2 separate regions of the Homo sapiens genome follow, and region 1 is linked to region 2. Evidence: chromatin loops called from intact Hi-C (ENCODE). Cell type or tissue: mammary epithelial cell. All regions are shown on one strand. Links, peaks and the distances in the headings refer to the core of each region. The heading gives the core; the rest is flanking DNA. Region 1 has its middle 21 kb from the start of RPRD1A. Region 2 has its middle 150 kb from the start of MIR187.

Region 1 (8,046 bases), core at 1,514-6,513, 330 kb after region 2:
AGCGGCAGGAGCAGCTGCAAAAGCAGCAACAGCAGCAGTGGGTCCCCTGTGCCCAGTGTTCCTGAGGCAGCCAACTGCACTGCCCCCACCCTTGCATGGCCAGGCAAGACCTATTCCAGGCCCAGAGGCTCTGCCACTCTGGACCCTGGCCCTGCGTCACTGCTGTCACCTACTGCCATTGCAGGGAAGGCCTGATGAGGTGGCAGAGCTGGGCCTGAGGCCAGCTAGAATCAGGGACCAGCGGGAGCTCCCTGGAGCCTGCCATGATAGGCTGCTATGATGGGGCTGGGTGGAGCCCCCCGCTGTGGGGGAGCAGCACAGTTGGGCATGGAGGGGTGGGCAGAGAGGGGCCCAGCGAGGACCTGGAGCTGCCACCCCAGGCTGCATGGAGGCACAGCTGGGGATGCCTGCATGCTCCATGGTGCAAGCAGGAGGCCCACCCTCCCAGGAGCAGGACTCAAGCTCTCGCACTCTGCACCCTAGATGCCATGGATGGTGGCAGGAGGGAGACAGGCTTCTGGGTGAAAAAGGGTGGATCCCTAGTGAGACCCCACCTTCAGGCCAGGGAGGGCTTGAAGGCTGGGGGCTGGGCTGCGAGTCCTGAGCGCCGGAATGAAAACTTGTGGTGTCTTTTTTCTGGGCCCATCCATGGCCACCCATGGACCAATCAGCACACACTTCCTCCCCTCTGAGGCCCATAAAAGCCCCGGGGTCAGCCAGAGCTGGACAGATGACAAGACGACCAGCTGCAGAGGGGAGGTACCCTCTCTGCTGGGAGCTGAACACTTGTTGGGATGACCTGCCTGCAGAGAGGAGCTACCCTCTCTGCTAAAAGCTGAACATTTGACAGGACACCCTGGATGCAGAAAGGAGCTGCTCCCTGCGGGGCTCCTCTGAATTGTCCTATTGCTCATAAAGCTCCTTTTCATCTTGCTCACCCTTCACTTACCTGCATACCTCATTCTTCCTGGTTGCAGGACAACAACTTGGAACTTGCTGAATGTCAAGGGTAAAAAAGCTGTAGCACAAACAGGACTGAAGCATGCCTCTTGCTCACCGTGTTGTAGGCAAAGAGAAGGAGAGAAGAGCTGCAGCCCTTCGGGGAGCCCATACCTGGGAGCTCCCTGAGCCATAACTATGACTGCCTCTTTGGGGCTCTGTGGTTTCTGGCATCTCCAAGCTTCCGGGTATCACCACGTTCCCCACTGCCAGCCATGGAAGCTGCTTGCAGTGAGCCTGGTCTGGCCACAGCCTCGCAGAGAGCTGGTGCCCATGCCAGCATGTGGAGCCGCCTGCCCCGCTGTAGCAGCTGGCATGTCTGACTGTACACAGTGGCCAGACCCCATGCTTGCTCACATACCCCTCACTGTTCCATGCCTGACTCACCCTTAGCAGACATGGGATCCGGGCCTTTGGGAGGCATGTGATCCAGGCCGGTAGTGTGAGCTGAGCGCAGCCTACCAGGCTGAGTGGGCAAAATGAGCCTAGTGAGTTTGAGCAAAACTTGGGCAAAGGTGCCACCAGCCACAGAGGTTTCTAGCCAAAAAGCAACACTCCAATGATTCCATAACAATGGGACCTAATTAAACTAAAAAGCTTCTGCACAGCAAAAGAAATAATCAGCAGAAGGCTGGACACGGTGGCTCACTCCTGTAATCCCGGCACTTTGGGAGGCCAAGGTAGGTGGATCATTTGAGGTCAGGAGTTTGAGACCAGCCTGGCCAATATGACGAAGCCCCGTCTCTACTAAAACTCCAAAAATTAACAGGGTGTGGTGGCTCATGCCTGTAGTCCCAGCTCCTTGGCAGGCTAAGGCATGAGAATCGCTTGACCCCAGGAGACTAAGGTTGCAGTGAGCTGAGATTGTGCCACCACTGCACTCCAGTCTGGTTGACAGAGTGAGACTGTCAAAAAAAAAAAAAAAAAAAAAAAAGAAGAAGAAGAAAAGAAATAATCAGCAGAGTAAAAAGATAACTCACAGAGTGGGAGAGAATATTAGCAAACTATACATCCAACAAAGGACTGATATCCAGAATCTACAAGAAACTCAAACAAATCATCAAGAAAAAAAATAATAATCCCTTCAAAGAGTGGGCAAAGGACATGAACAGCCAAGTCTCAAAAGAAGATATGCAAATGGCCAACAAACATATAAAAAATGCTCAATATCACTAATTATCAGGGAAATGCAAATCAAAACCACAATGTGAAACCACCTTACTTCTGCAAGAATGACAATAATTTAAATATCAAAAAATAACAGATGGTATCGTGGATGTGGTGAAAAGGGAACACTTTCACACTGCTTGTGGGAATGTAAACTAGTACAATCACTATGGAAAACTGTATGGAGATTCCTTGAAGAACTAAAAGTAGAACTGCTATTTGATCCAGCAATCCCACTACTGGGTACCTACCCAGAGAAAAAGAAGTCATTACATGAAAAAGACACTTGCACAAGCATGTTTATAGCAGCACGATTTACAATTGTAAAAATATGGAATCAGCCTAAACGCCCACTAACTGAGTAGATAAAGAAAATGTGGCATTCTACTCAGCCATAAAAAGCAATGAAGTAATGGCATCTGCAGCAACCTGGATAAAGTTGGAGACCATTATTCTAAGGGAAGTAATTCAGGGTTGGAAAACCAAATATCATATGTTTTCACTTGTAAGAGGGAGCTAAGCTATGAGGACACAAAAGCGTAAGAATGATATAATGGACTTTGGGGACTGTTGGGGGAAGGTCAGGAAGGGAGGGTGAAGGATGAAAGGCTACACATTGGGAGCCGGGCATGGTGGCTGCTTGGCACGGTGGCTAATGCCTGTAATCCCAGAACTTTGGGAGGCCAAGGCAGACAGATCACTTGAGGCCAGGAGTTCGAGATCAGCCTGGCCAACATGGTGAAACCTCATCTCTACTAAAAATACAAAAATTAGCCAGGCGTGGTGACAGGTGCCTATAATCCCAGCTACTTGGGAGGCTGAGGCAGGAGAATCGCTTCAACCTGGGAGGCGGAGGTTGCAATAAGCCAAGATTATGCCACTGCACTCCAGCCTGGGTGACAAAGTGAGCCCTTGTCTCAAAAACAAAAACAAAAACAAAAAACCCGATGGCTACACATTGTGTACAGTGTACACTGCTTGGGTGATGGGTGCACCAAAATCTCAGAAATTACCACTAAAGAACTTTCCCATGCAACCAAACACCATCTGTTCCCCAAAAACTATTGAAAAAAGTATTTAAAACACAAGAGTCAAAAAATAATTTAAACGTTTATGAAGTACAGTAAGCTAAGGTTAATATATTATTCAAGAAAAAAATCATTTTTACACATTTAATGCAGCCTAAGTGTATAGTATTTATAGAGTCTACAGTAATGTCCTAGGCCTTCACATTCACTCACTACTCACTTTCTGACTCACCCAGGGCAACTTCCAGTCCTGCAAGCTCCATTCGTGGTAAGTACCCTATACAGGTGTACCATTTTTTAATCTTTCATACCATATTTTTACTGTACCTTCTCTACATTTAGAAAGATTTAGATACACAAATACCATTGTGTTACAATTGTCTACAGTGTTCAGTACTATAACATACTATACAGATTTGTAGCCTAAAACAGTAGGCTATATGATATAGCCTAGTTGTATCATCTAGATTTGTGTAAGTACACTGTATGATATTTGGACAAAGATAAAGTTGCCTAATGGTGCATTTCTTTTCTTTTTCTTTTTTATAGTTTCTTTTTTTTTTTTCAGACAGAGTTTCACTCTGTTGCCCAGGCTGAAATGCAGTAGTGCAAATATTGGCTTATTACAACCTCTGCCTCCTAGGCTCAAGCGATCCTCCCATATCAGCCTCCCGAGTAGCTGGGGCTACAGGCAACACAACCACACCCAGCTAATTTTTGTATTTTTTGTAGAGACAGGGTTTCATCATGTTACCCAGGCTGGTCTCAAATTTCTTGGCTCAAGCCATCCTCCCGCCTCAGCCTCCTAATGTGCTGGAATTACAGACATCAGCCACCATGCCCGGCCTGGAACATTTCTTAAAAACATATTCTTGTTATAAAGCGACACATGACTGTGCATTCAATGGAAAATTATTCAGTCATTAAAAGAATGAAATTCTGGCCAGGCATGGTGGCTCATGCCTGTAATCCCAACCTTTGGGAAGACAAGTTGGGTGAATCACCTGAGAGGTCAGGAGTTTGAAACTGGCCCGGCCAACGTGGTGAAACACTGTCTCTAATAAAAATACAAAAATTAGCCAGGCATGCTGGCACATGCCTGTAGTCCCAGCTACTCTGGAGGATGAGGCAGGAGGGAGAATTGCTTGAACCCAGGAGGCAGAGGTTGCAGTGAGCCGAGATCATACCACTGCACTCCAGCCTGGGTGACAGAGTGAGACTCTGTCTCAAAAAAAAAAAAAGAAAGAAAGAAAACACGGAAGGAATGGAATTCTGATACATGTGAAAAATGAGTGAACCTTGAAAACATTATCTAAGTGAAATAAGCCAGACACAAAAGGACAAATTTTGTGTGATTCCACTTACATGAGGTACCTCAAATAGGCAAATCCATAGAGGCAGAAGGTAGAGTAGAGCTTAAACAATGGTAGGGGGAAGAGGGGAGGGAGGGAACAGAGAGTTATTGTTGAGTGGGTATAAAGTTTCTGTTTGAGATAATTAAAACATTCTGGAAGTAGATAGTGGTGATGGCTGCACAACACTGTGCATGTACTTAATGCCACTGAGTTGTACGCTTAAAAATGGTTTAACTGGTGGCGGAACATGGTGGCTCATGCCTGTAATCCCAGCACTTTGGGAGGCCAAGGCAGGCAGACCACTTGAGGTCAGGAGTTCAAGATCAGCCTGGCTAACATTTTAGTGAGACCCCTGTCTCTACTAAAAATACAAAAATTAGTCAGGTGTGGTGGCATGTGCCTGTAGTCCCAGCTACTCGGGAGGCTGAGACAGAAGAATCACTTGAAGCCCGGGAGGTGGAGCTTGCAGTGAGGCGAGATCACACCACTGCATTCCAGACTGGGCGACAGAGCAAGACTCCGTCTCAAAAAACAAGCAAACAGAAAAAGGTTTAAATGATAAATTTTATGTTATGTATATTTTGCCACAATAAAAAAAAGAAAACTCAATTTGAAATTGTATTATGGAAATTTCTAAGCATATACCAAAGTTAAAAGTATAATGGACTTCCATGTATCCATCACTAGTTTCAACAATTATCAATTCCTGGGCAAATTCTGCTGTTTTACCCACCACCGTCCCTACTGGATTATTTTGCAGCAATATCCAGGCATTTTATTCTCTGCAAATATTTGAGAATGTTTTTCCAAAATAAATTAAGCATTTTTTTTTTTTGAGACAGTGTCTCACTGTGTCGCCCAGGCTGGAGAACAGTACTGTGATCTCGGCTCACTGCAACCTCCGCCTCCCGGGTTCAAGCAATTCTCCTGCCTCAGCCACTGAAGTAGCTGGGATTACAGGCACGTGCCACCATGCCCGACTAATTTTTGTATTTTTAGTAGAGACAGGATTTCGACATGTTGGCGAGGCTGGTCTTGATCTTCCGGTCTCAAGTGATCCACCCGGCTTGACCTCCCAAAGTGCTGGAATTACAGGCTTGAACCATTGTGTCTGAACATAGTAAGCATTTCTTTACCAAGGATTTCCTATTCCTCCTCAAAACCCACATCAGATATCACCTCCTCTGTAAGACCATTTGTTTCCCATTTCCCTTAGAAGCAGCATGACCCATTCCTCTCTATGAGTATTGACAACTTCTTACCTATCCCTCTGAACCATGGTTTCTCAATCTTGGCACTGCAAGTTGTTCCCCTTATCCTAAATGTGTGGGGCACAGTGGCTCAGCCTGTAATCCCAGCACTTTGGGAGGCCGAGGTAGGCTGATGACTCGAGACCAGGAGTTTGAGACCAGCCTGGCCAACATGGTAAAACCCTGCCTCTAAAAACAAACAAACAAACAAAAATCCGCAAATGATTGGGACCAGAAGTATTAAAGATTTTGGATTTTTTGTGGATTTGGGAACATTTGCATATACATAATGAGATATCTTGGGGATGGGATCAAGTCTAAACACAAAATTCACTTATGTTTTATATATATGCTGAAGGTACTGTAATTTTATACAATATTTTAAATGATTTTGTGCATAAAACCAAGTTGAACCCTCAGAAAGCAAAGGTGTCATTATTTTAGTCACCCAAGTGGACAATTTGTGATTGCTTGTCATTACCATCATTCCTGGCTCTGAATTTATACGCTACCAATAAGCCATCATTTTCTTACACTTATTCACATGTAAGTGCTTAATAGTAAAACATGACATACACATCTGGCATGTGTGGAAAAGATGTATCAAAACTGAAGGGGCCTGGGAAAATCTTTTTTTCCCTTGGGGATGTTAAATAAACTGTGTGTTGTGCACCTGCATTTTGTCTGCAAATCATCATATAAAGTCAGGTATGGATTGTCCACTTGTGGCATCATGTCAGCAAAAATGTTTCCAATTTTGGAGCATTTTAGATTTTGGATTTTTGGATTAGGAATGCTTAACCTGGACTGATTTTGCCAGAGATCATTCTTTGATGTGGGAAGTGGTCCTGTGCATTAGAGGATGCTTCGCAGCAACCTGGCCTCTGTTAACTATTTGTAAGTAGCAAACTCCTCACTCCTTGTGACAATAAAAAATGTCTCCACACATCACCAAATGTCTTATATGGGCAAAATTGGCCCCAGTGGCAACTACTTCTTCAAAACTGCCCTGAAGAACTGCACTGCAGATATTTGCTTCTACATCTGTCTTCACTTCTCTTCTGCGAAATCCTAAAGGCCTGGACAACTTCTTCCTTATCTTAGGATAGCCAGTGACTGATTCTTGCTCAGATCTTCATAGGAAGCACCCTGAAAGGCCAAGGAAGCATTGGCAGATCTTCCTAGAACTTCAGGAAATCTGAGGCCATCACATCTAGCTCTAGCACTCCGTGTGGTGCCTTAATCACTTCTACAATGTCCCCTCCAGATTCTGTAAAGAATTCAAGCAATTGACACTTATCTCCCTGCAGGGGTGGGGGGCTCATTTTTAAAAAGTTTTTATGGTAAGCTGAAGCTTGCTGACTGTCTGACTTTACCCAGTGTCTCAATCCTTTTTTTTTTTTTTTTTTTTTTGAGACATTCTTGCTCTGTCACCCAGGCTGGAGTGCCGTGGCACGATCTTGACTCACCGCAACCTTTGCCTCCTGGGTTCAAGTGATTTTCGTGCCTCAGCCTTCTGAGTAGCTGGAATTACAGGCATGTGCCACCACACCCGGCTAATTGTTGTATTTTTAGTAGAGATGGGGTTTCACCATGTTGGCCAGGCTGGTCTAAAACTCTTGGCTTCAAGTGATCCACCTGCTTTGGTCTCCTAAAGTGCTGGGATTACAGGCATGAGCCACCCATGCCTGGACCCATTGTTCCAATTCTATTCTCTGAATTCTTATAAAATTAGCCTAACTTTACTTCCACATGATAGCCTTTTAGGTTTATGAAGACTACCATTATAATCATTCACTCAATCATTTAACAAATACATACTTGAAAAGGAGAAAAGCAACCACTGACATGTGCAGTTGGCCTGGCTCTATCACCTGGCCCTCTGTGGTGTTAGGAGCTCATCTGGCATCACAGACAGGTCATGGTATTCTTCTGATGAACATAAACAATCTCACAGAGCACCTACATCAGACAAGGGCACTCTATGACCTCGGTAAAGTGAGACAAAAACCAAACCAAACAAAAACAAGACCACTTCATAAATTTTATCCAAGAACAGGAAAAAATAAAGTCACTGTGTAAACCACAAAAATAGCCTCCTCTTCCTGCTAATATAACTGCTGCTTCTTTACCAATTATATCCTTAGCCTTGCTCTCTTCTTCCCCCTTCTAAAAAAAAATTTATTAAAATACCCAATCAGATAATTATTCCTGCTTCCTGGCATCATTCAATTCAGAGCAAAACCT
Region 2 (8,046 bases), core at 1,882-6,881:
TAGAAGTTGGTTAGATCACATCTCCTTCACTGTCATAGTTTTCTCACTGTTAAAATTTTTGCAAAGGCAATTTCAGGATTAGAGTCCCCCAGCGACACCTCTCTGTCACTTGCAGAGGGTCCCAGGTCCTGCAGAGTCACGAAAACCAGTCTGTGACATGACATGTCCCTTTGCTCAAGGGAGGGCTGCTTGGAGCTGCACACTTGCTGAGTTAAAGAGCAAGGGTGTCCAGGGAAAGTGATGAGGCTGCAGCCCCAGCTCACCTACCCTTCCTGGGCTTCATGTCCACCTCAGAAAGGCCCAGCCTTAAGTTCATCAGCAATAGTTGCATGGCTTGAAAGCACACAGCCTGGGCCAACTTGCACACTGGGCATTGGGGAAGGGACATTGGCTCTGTGATCCCAATTCTCCCATCTCCAGCCCCTCCATTGGCTGCAGAACAGAGTTTCTTTCAGCATCTGGGAGACACTCTGTGGGTCCCGGGGGTTAGACACCCCATTAACCCAGGACAATGTCCTGTCACAGCAGAGCCCTTGCCACCCTCAAGAACACCCTCAGATGACACAGAGTCCTCAAAGCCTGAGCCATGGGCTTGTTAGACATCATGTTCTTGGGCTCCACCCCAGACTCAATGCATCAGAAACTCTGGGGTTGCTTAAGTTTGTGTTAAAGGATACTTTTCAACAAAAAGTAAAATTATGATTCTAAGGCAGTTATAAAATCAATATTGTTAAAGACTTTATTCAACTCATTATTAGTGAGGAAAGTGAGGATAGCAAAGTCACCTGGTGTCCATCAAGCAGACCATCTGGAGGCAAAACTCTTTATTTAAGGAACTCAGAAGTAATTAGACTTTCCTATTTTCTAAAGCCATAATCTGACACCAGGCTTCTTTCTAAAACATGTATAAGTAACTAGGATTTCTAATGCATCTCCGGAATGCATGTATGTTGAAACTCATTGTGCAACACTTGCCGACATCAAGGCACCAAATTACCTACATGGCTAATATGGTCCAAATTACCCTTAAGCTCCCACTTTAAGGTCCATAAATACCCCTAAGGAAAATCCACCTTGGCACGCTCAGTCTTGTCTAGCTGAAGCGCCCTGCTATACTCTGCTGCAGTGTTCTTTCTGTTTAATAAAACTTTCCTCTTCAAACCTATTCTGCTGTCGGTACATTCTTTTCCCATATGTGAGCCAATCACTCTCCACTGCCAGGGCTCTGACAACTTGCCTGGCAGAAACCTATAGGATGTTTCAACATGTTCAAGGGAGAATCCAAAGAATAGACACATTTATATATCAGGAATATTAAAATGAACTTACAAGTGGATCCCAAACTGGTTTCTCCACATTGGCAGGGTCATCCCTTCACCAGAGAGAATTTATTTGCATGTCCATAGGCAAGACTTATTTTGTTTGCTGTCAGTCATTTACAACTTATAGATTTGTAAAACAGCACACAGTGAGATACCCCTACAGGGTGTGATCTAAACAATTCATAGTTTTCCATTAAATCACACATTTTCCCCTCAAGAATCTCCAGCTGAAATGATCCAACAGGATTTGGTCAGTCTGTGGCCTGGCCAGCTGGGGGCCACACCCTGACGGAGGCCCATAGCTCCTGATGAGTGGGAGAGGATGGGGGACGCTTGGAAAGAACCTAGGGTTCCCACAGTGAGGATCAGCATGGCTTTGTATAGCCCATCTCTGAATGCCTCAGAACCCACTAGGAATAAGCAATTTACTGTTATTGAAGTCTGTGAAATAATTCATTCCTAAATAAATTTGCTAGGGAATTGTGGGCTGTAATTACTGACAGACATTGCCAGACATTGAAGGTCTATCAGGCAAAAACCAAACAGAACCGACTAGACTTGTAGGCGGATGCAAGACAGGTGAAGAGGCAGGAGGAGGCTGTGTGGGACACAGCCGGGTGGTTTGCACGCTGTGTCCTCATCCTGCATTATCTTCTTCCAAGGCCCTGGCATAAACGAGCTCCAGGTGTGGAAGACAGAGGATGATGAAGGAGCTGGCTGAGGTGGCCCCTGAATTCAGATCCCCCTCCCCAAGGTGGTTCCTGAGGGGCATGGGGCCTGCTGGAGTTCAGCGGGGCTTCAAAGCAGACAGACCTGGAGTCCCTGTCCTGGCCCTGCCATATCCCCAAGTCAGTGACCCCAGAGTGAGCCTTGCACCCCCTAGGCCCTCATCACATGTGCTAATAGCGTTGGAAATAGTAACTTGAAGCCCCAGCTCTGTCCTGGCTCAAGAGGCACTCAGTTCCCTTCCTCTCACCAGTGTGATGGTACCTCTGAGTTGCCAGAGGAAGACTGGGCAGCCTGGCTCGCTGCAGCCTGCAGGAGGTGGGCAAATGTCAGAAGGTCCTGTTTTGGGGCTCCCCAATATCCAGGATCTCAAAAAAGTCTGGGTGGTGTTTGCTTCACTCTTGAGTGTAGCCTCACCCCTCAGGCCCTGGTTACAGCATGGCCGGCAACTCCTTTGCCTACTATAGTGGATTCTGACCCAGTCTTTCTGCCACCCGCCCCTTCTCCCTCCACTCCACACACAACCCCTGTCAGCTAGACCAGGAACACTGGGATGTAGGGTCTGTGCAGGCAACAAGCTAACAACATGGGGAAAGGTCACATACTTCGTCCTTGGGAATGTTGGCACCTAATGCCCTGGTGGGCAGAGAGCACATTCTTCCTGCAAGTTTGCTGATCAAATGCCCTTAGCAATAAACAAGAAATATGCTCACAGGCTGGCAGGGAAAATGGATGTGAAACAAATCATTGCAAATGACTAAGTAAACAATTGACAACATGATAAGGACCACGAAGGAAAAATCTAGTATTCTATGGGAGCCACGGTCTGAGCTGAGCAGGTGGTGAGAGGTCAGGTAGGCTTCCCTGAGGAAAGAGACTTACACTGAAACCTGAAGGATGAGAAAGAGTTGGCTGGGGGAAGAGCAGAACAAAGAGTTCCAGGTGGAGGGACAACGTGTAGGCCCCGTAGTACAGCTCTGCCATAGCTACTTCTCAGCTTGGATCCTCTCCGTGACTCCCGGGGACGCTGTCCAGCAAAGCCCACTCTCCTTTCCTGAGGCCCCATGCTAAGGCCAAGCCCTTCTGTCAGATTTCTCACCTGCTGCTCTCCTTGCGCACTCAGGACCCAGCCAGATGAACTATTCTTGCCCCCAGAGCCTGTCCTATGTTCTCAGCTTTGTGCTTTGCCTAGTGCTGCTGTTCTCCTGGAAATGCCCTTTTGCCTCCTCTCCACCTGCTAAAATCCTCCCCTTGGTTCCAGTTCTGGATGAGATGGAACAAGCATATCCTGACCTGTCTATCCCACCGAAGGCAGCTGTAACCCTGGGCGGCACGCATGGAGCAGCCATCTGAAGACTCGGAAAAGTAAATAGCAGCAGATGCATTTGGAAGAAAACCAAAGCCTGAAGTATCTCAGCACCAGCAGTGAGTTTACCACTCTTGTTCCTCTGAGATTCCCCTGCCTGGGCTCAAGGCACCCCAAAACGTGGATGTGGATTCGGGTAGGGATCTATCAAGCAGTTTGATTCCAGTCAGTCTCGTCAGAGAATCCTTACCAAGGGCATCCACATCTGTGACACCAGCTGCCCATCAGCGGCCTCGATTTGTTTCCAGTTTGCTGCTCCAAAGAGGGATGTCTGTAACCTTCCAGTCTAGAGTCTTCCCAGCAGCAGAGCAGACGGCCAGGCCATTGGTGCCAGGTAAGAGTTAGTTAACATGTAGCAAATTTCTTTGCGGGAAGCACTGGCGAGGGCATTAGGACTGCAGTGAGTTCTGCCCACTGAGCAGAGTGATCATGTTCACTTATTGTTTTATGGAGATGGTGCTGAGGCTGAACACCTACAGCAGCTTTGCTTTAGGGGGCATGGTTGGTGATAATGTTTCCGCTAAAGGGATTGCTGCCAAGATGCTGCTAAGGAGAGGCCAACTGGCTCTTGAATACTCCATTTCCTTTTAAACGGAGAGATCTCTTAGGCTCTTCTCACTTTTTTAGTCATTGAGTGAGTTGATACACCCCAAAATGGGGATGGCAGGCCAAAGAGTCACAAAGCATCCTCGCGTCAGGCATTCAGTTCCAGCAAGAGCTTGGTCACAGCTGCCTTGGAACAAAAAAAAAGTTTATTTGGCTTCTCTTCCAGCAGGTGGCGCTGTTATACTAGGAACTGCCTCTGAGTAGTCCTGCAGCCATTAAATCTTTAATTAAATTGATTTCTCTTTCTCTTGCTGTGATTCTTTGTCTCTGCTGGGCCACCAGGTATTGTTTAGGTAGGTAAGAGGGGAAGAAAAAATGATACCAGAAGGAAATGTGGAACATTAGAAATGAACAAGAACAGAAATGGCAAATATCTGGATAAGTATAATAGGTTATTCTTCTCTTGTTGAGTTCTTTAAAATATGTAAGACAATTAAAAGCAAAAATTTTTAACACCATTTTAAAAAGTTTCAAAGTATGTAGCTGTAATACATGAGACAATTACAACAAAAAGAGGAGGAAGGTAAGGAGATCCATATGGTGGTAAGATTCTGATATTCCACTTGAAATGGTGAAATATCGATTCTAAATAGACTACAAAAAGTCAAATATGTATATTGTAATCCTTAGAACACTGAAAAATTACACCAAGAGTTAATGCCAAAAACCCACTAGAGGCCGGGAGTGGTGGCTCACACCTGTAATCTCAACACTTTGGGAGGCTGAGGAAGGTGGATCACTTGAGGTCAAGAGTTTGAGACCACCCTGGCCAACATGGTGAAACCCTGTTTCTACTAAAAATACAAAAATTAGCTGGGCATGGTGGTGCATGCCTGTAGTCCCAGCTACTTGGGAGGCTGAAGTGGGAGAATTGCTTGAACCTGGGAGGCAGGGGTTGCAGTGAGCCTAGATTGCACCACTGCACTCCAGCCTGGGTGACAGAGAGAGACTCCATCTCAAAAAAAGAAGAAGAAAAAAAAAACCCAATAACACACACACTAGATAACTTAAACTAGAATACTAAAAAAGAAGTTTAAGTAAACCAAACAAAGGAAAAAAAAAAAGGTGAACTAAAAATACAGAAAAAAGTAGAAAATAAATAATAATTAGAAGACCTGAATCCAAACATATCAATAATTACATTACATGTAAATGACATAAACACACCAATTAAAAGATAGAGATTGACAGAATGAATTTTATAAAAATGACTCAAGTACATGCTCTCTATAAGAAACTCTCCTCAAATATTATAGTATAGGTAGGTTAAAAAGAAAAACTATGGAAAAAAAAAAAAAAACTGCACATTGAAGACCCCAACTGAAACAAAACTACTATGTTAATATCAAAGTAGACTTCAGAACAAAGAAAACTACCAGGGTTAAAAAGGGATATTACATATTGGTAGAAAAGTTAATTCACTGGTACTGGCATAACAACAGACACATAGAACAATAGAACATAATAGAGAACCCAAATATAAATCCACACATTTATAACCAACTCATCTTTGACAAAAGATCCCAGAATATGCAATAGGGAAAGGACAGTCTTTTCAATAAATGGTGCTGAGAAAACTGAACAACTAAATGCAGAAGAATGAAACCAGATCCCTATCTCTCACTATACACAAAAATCAAATCAAAAAGGATTAAAGATTTAAAAGGACTAAAACCTGAAACTATGAAACTACTAGAAGAAAACATTGAGGAAAAGCTCCAGGCAATCAAAGCAAAAATAGACAACGGAGATTACATCAAGTTAAAAAGCTTCTGCACAGCAAATGAAACAAGGTGAACAGGCAACCTACAAAATGGGAAAAAAATATTTGCAAACTGTCCCTCTGCCAAGAGAGTAATAACCAGAATATATAAAGAGTTCAAACAACTCAATAGCATAAAACAAATAATCTGATTTTAAAATGGGTGTCTGGGCACTGTGGCTTACACCTATAATCCTAGCATTTTGGGAGGCCAAGGCGAGAGGATAGCTTGAGCCCAGGAGTTTAAGATCAGCCTAGGCAACATAGTAAGACCCTACCTCTTGAAAAAAAAAAAAAAAAAAGTAGCTGGGTGCAGTGGCATCATGCACCTGTATTCCCAGCTCCTTGGGAAGCTGTAGTGGATCATTTGAGCCCAGAAGGTTGAGGCTGCAGTGAGTAGTGATGATGCCACTGCACTCCAGCCTGGGTGAAAAAAGAACAAGACCCTGTGTCAGTTAAAAAAATATTTTAAAAGAGTAAAAAGTATTAAAAATTTAAAAATAAATAAAAATCGGCAAAAGATCTGAACTGACATTTCTCAAAAGAAGATATACAAATGGCCAACAAGTATATGAAAAAATGTTCAACATCACTAATTATCAGGAAAGTGCAAATCAAAACCACAACGAGGTATTATCTCACCTTGTTTAAAATAGCTTGTACCAAAAAGGCAGGCAATAACAGATGTTGACAAGGATGTGGAGAAAGGGGAACCCTTGTACACTGTTGGTGGGAATGTAAATTAGCACAGCCACTATGGAGATCAGTATAGAGTTTCCTCAAAAAACCAAAAATAGAACTATCACATGATTCAGCAATTCCACTATAGGGTATATATCCAAAAGAAAGGAGGTCAATGTATCAAAGAGATGTCTGCCTTCTAATGTTTATTGCAGCACTATTTACAAAATCCAGAATACAGAATCAACCTAAGTGCCCACTAATGGATGAATGGATAAAGAATATGTACCTATACACAATGGAATATTATTCATCCATAAAAAGAGTGAAATCTTGCCATTTGCAACAACATGGATGGAACTGGAGGCCATTATGTTAAGTGAAATAAGCAAAGCATAGAAAGACAAACACTGCATGTCCTCACTTGTGGGAGCCAAAGAAGAGATCTCATGGAGATGAAGAGTAGATAGGTGGTTACCAGAGGCTGGGGAGGGGGGAGGGGGGAGGGGAGAGGGGAAGGGGGAATGAAGGGGAAAAATAATGTAAATTATTTATCACCACAGAATTTTACACTTAAAATGGTAAAGATGGTGAATTATACATGTATATTTTACCTCAATACACTTTTTTTAAAAAAAAAAGAAAAATCAATTCATCACCAGGAAAGCACAACAATTCTAAATGTATGAGCACTTGAGAATAGAGCTTCAAAATGCAGAAAACAAAAATTGTCAGAATATAAAAGGAGTAGACATGCTGACAATAATACTTGGAGATTGCAACACTCCTTTCTATGTAATATATAGAAATAGTGGCAAGGATAGAATGGAACACTATCAACTAACTTGAATTAAGTCATATTTACAGAACACTACACACTACAACAGCAGACTACACATTCTTTTCAAATGCACATGGAACATTTACAAAGATAGGCCATATTGTGAATAACATATCCAACCTTAAATTTAAAAGCACTGAAATCATACAAAGTATGTTTTCTGACTATAATGGAATTAAACTAGAAATCAATAAGAGAAGGATAACAGGAAAATTTCTAAACAATAAGAAAGCAAACCACACACTTAAAAAAGGGAAATCAGAAAATATATTGAAATGAAAGAAAATAACTATGTAACATATCAAAACTTGTGGGATGTAGCTAAAGTGGGAAGGGAATTTGCTGCATTAAATGATTGTATTACAAAACAAGAAATGTATCAAAACAACAATTTAAGCTTCTGCCATAAGAGACTAGGGAGGAAAAGAGCAAAATAAACCCAAAGTGAACAGGAGGAAGGAAATAATAAACAACAGTGTATTAAGGAAATTGAAGGGGGGGAGGAGCCAAGATGGCCGAATAGGAACAGCTCCGGTCTACAGCTCCCAGCGTGAGCAACGCAGAAGATGGGTGATTTCTGCATTTCCATCTGAGGTACCGGGTTCATCTCACTAGGGAGTGCCAGACAGTGGGCACAGGTCAGTGGGTGCAGCGCACCGTTGCACGAGCCAAAGCAGGGCGAGGCATTGCCTCACTCCGGAAGCGCAAGGGGTCAGGGAGTTCCCTTTCCTAGTCAAAGAAA

Evidence for each region. Hi-C counts contacts between places; a loop is a spot of excess contacts. Peaks named below come from ENCODE experiments on the same cell type or tissue, not always from the same donor. Only the 100,000 strongest peaks of a DNase experiment are listed, where the experiment ranks them.
Region 1: it touches region 2 in a loop (9-fold over the local background); 12 of 110 quality-filtered maps call a loop at or near these places.

The regions. Positions count from the first base shown.
Region 1 is chr18:36,085,026-36,093,071 of GRCh38, forward strand. No RefSeq gene overlaps it. Among named protein-coding and RNA genes, the nearest start is that of RPRD1A, 21 kb to the left of the region's middle. RefSeq lists enhancers at 1-178, 1,287-1,840. In mammary epithelial cell, for the core only: no CTCF peak of the experiment used is centred there; DNase peaks (open chromatin) are centred at 3,426 and 4,206; H3K27ac peaks cover 1,390 bases.
Region 2 is chr18:35,752,509-35,760,554 of GRCh38, forward strand. No RefSeq gene overlaps it. Among named protein-coding and RNA genes, the nearest start is that of MIR187, 150 kb to the right of the region's middle. RefSeq lists an enhancer at 4,037-4,331. In mammary epithelial cell, for the core only: a CTCF peak has its summit at 4,193 (motif pointing right); no DNase peak of the experiment used is centred there.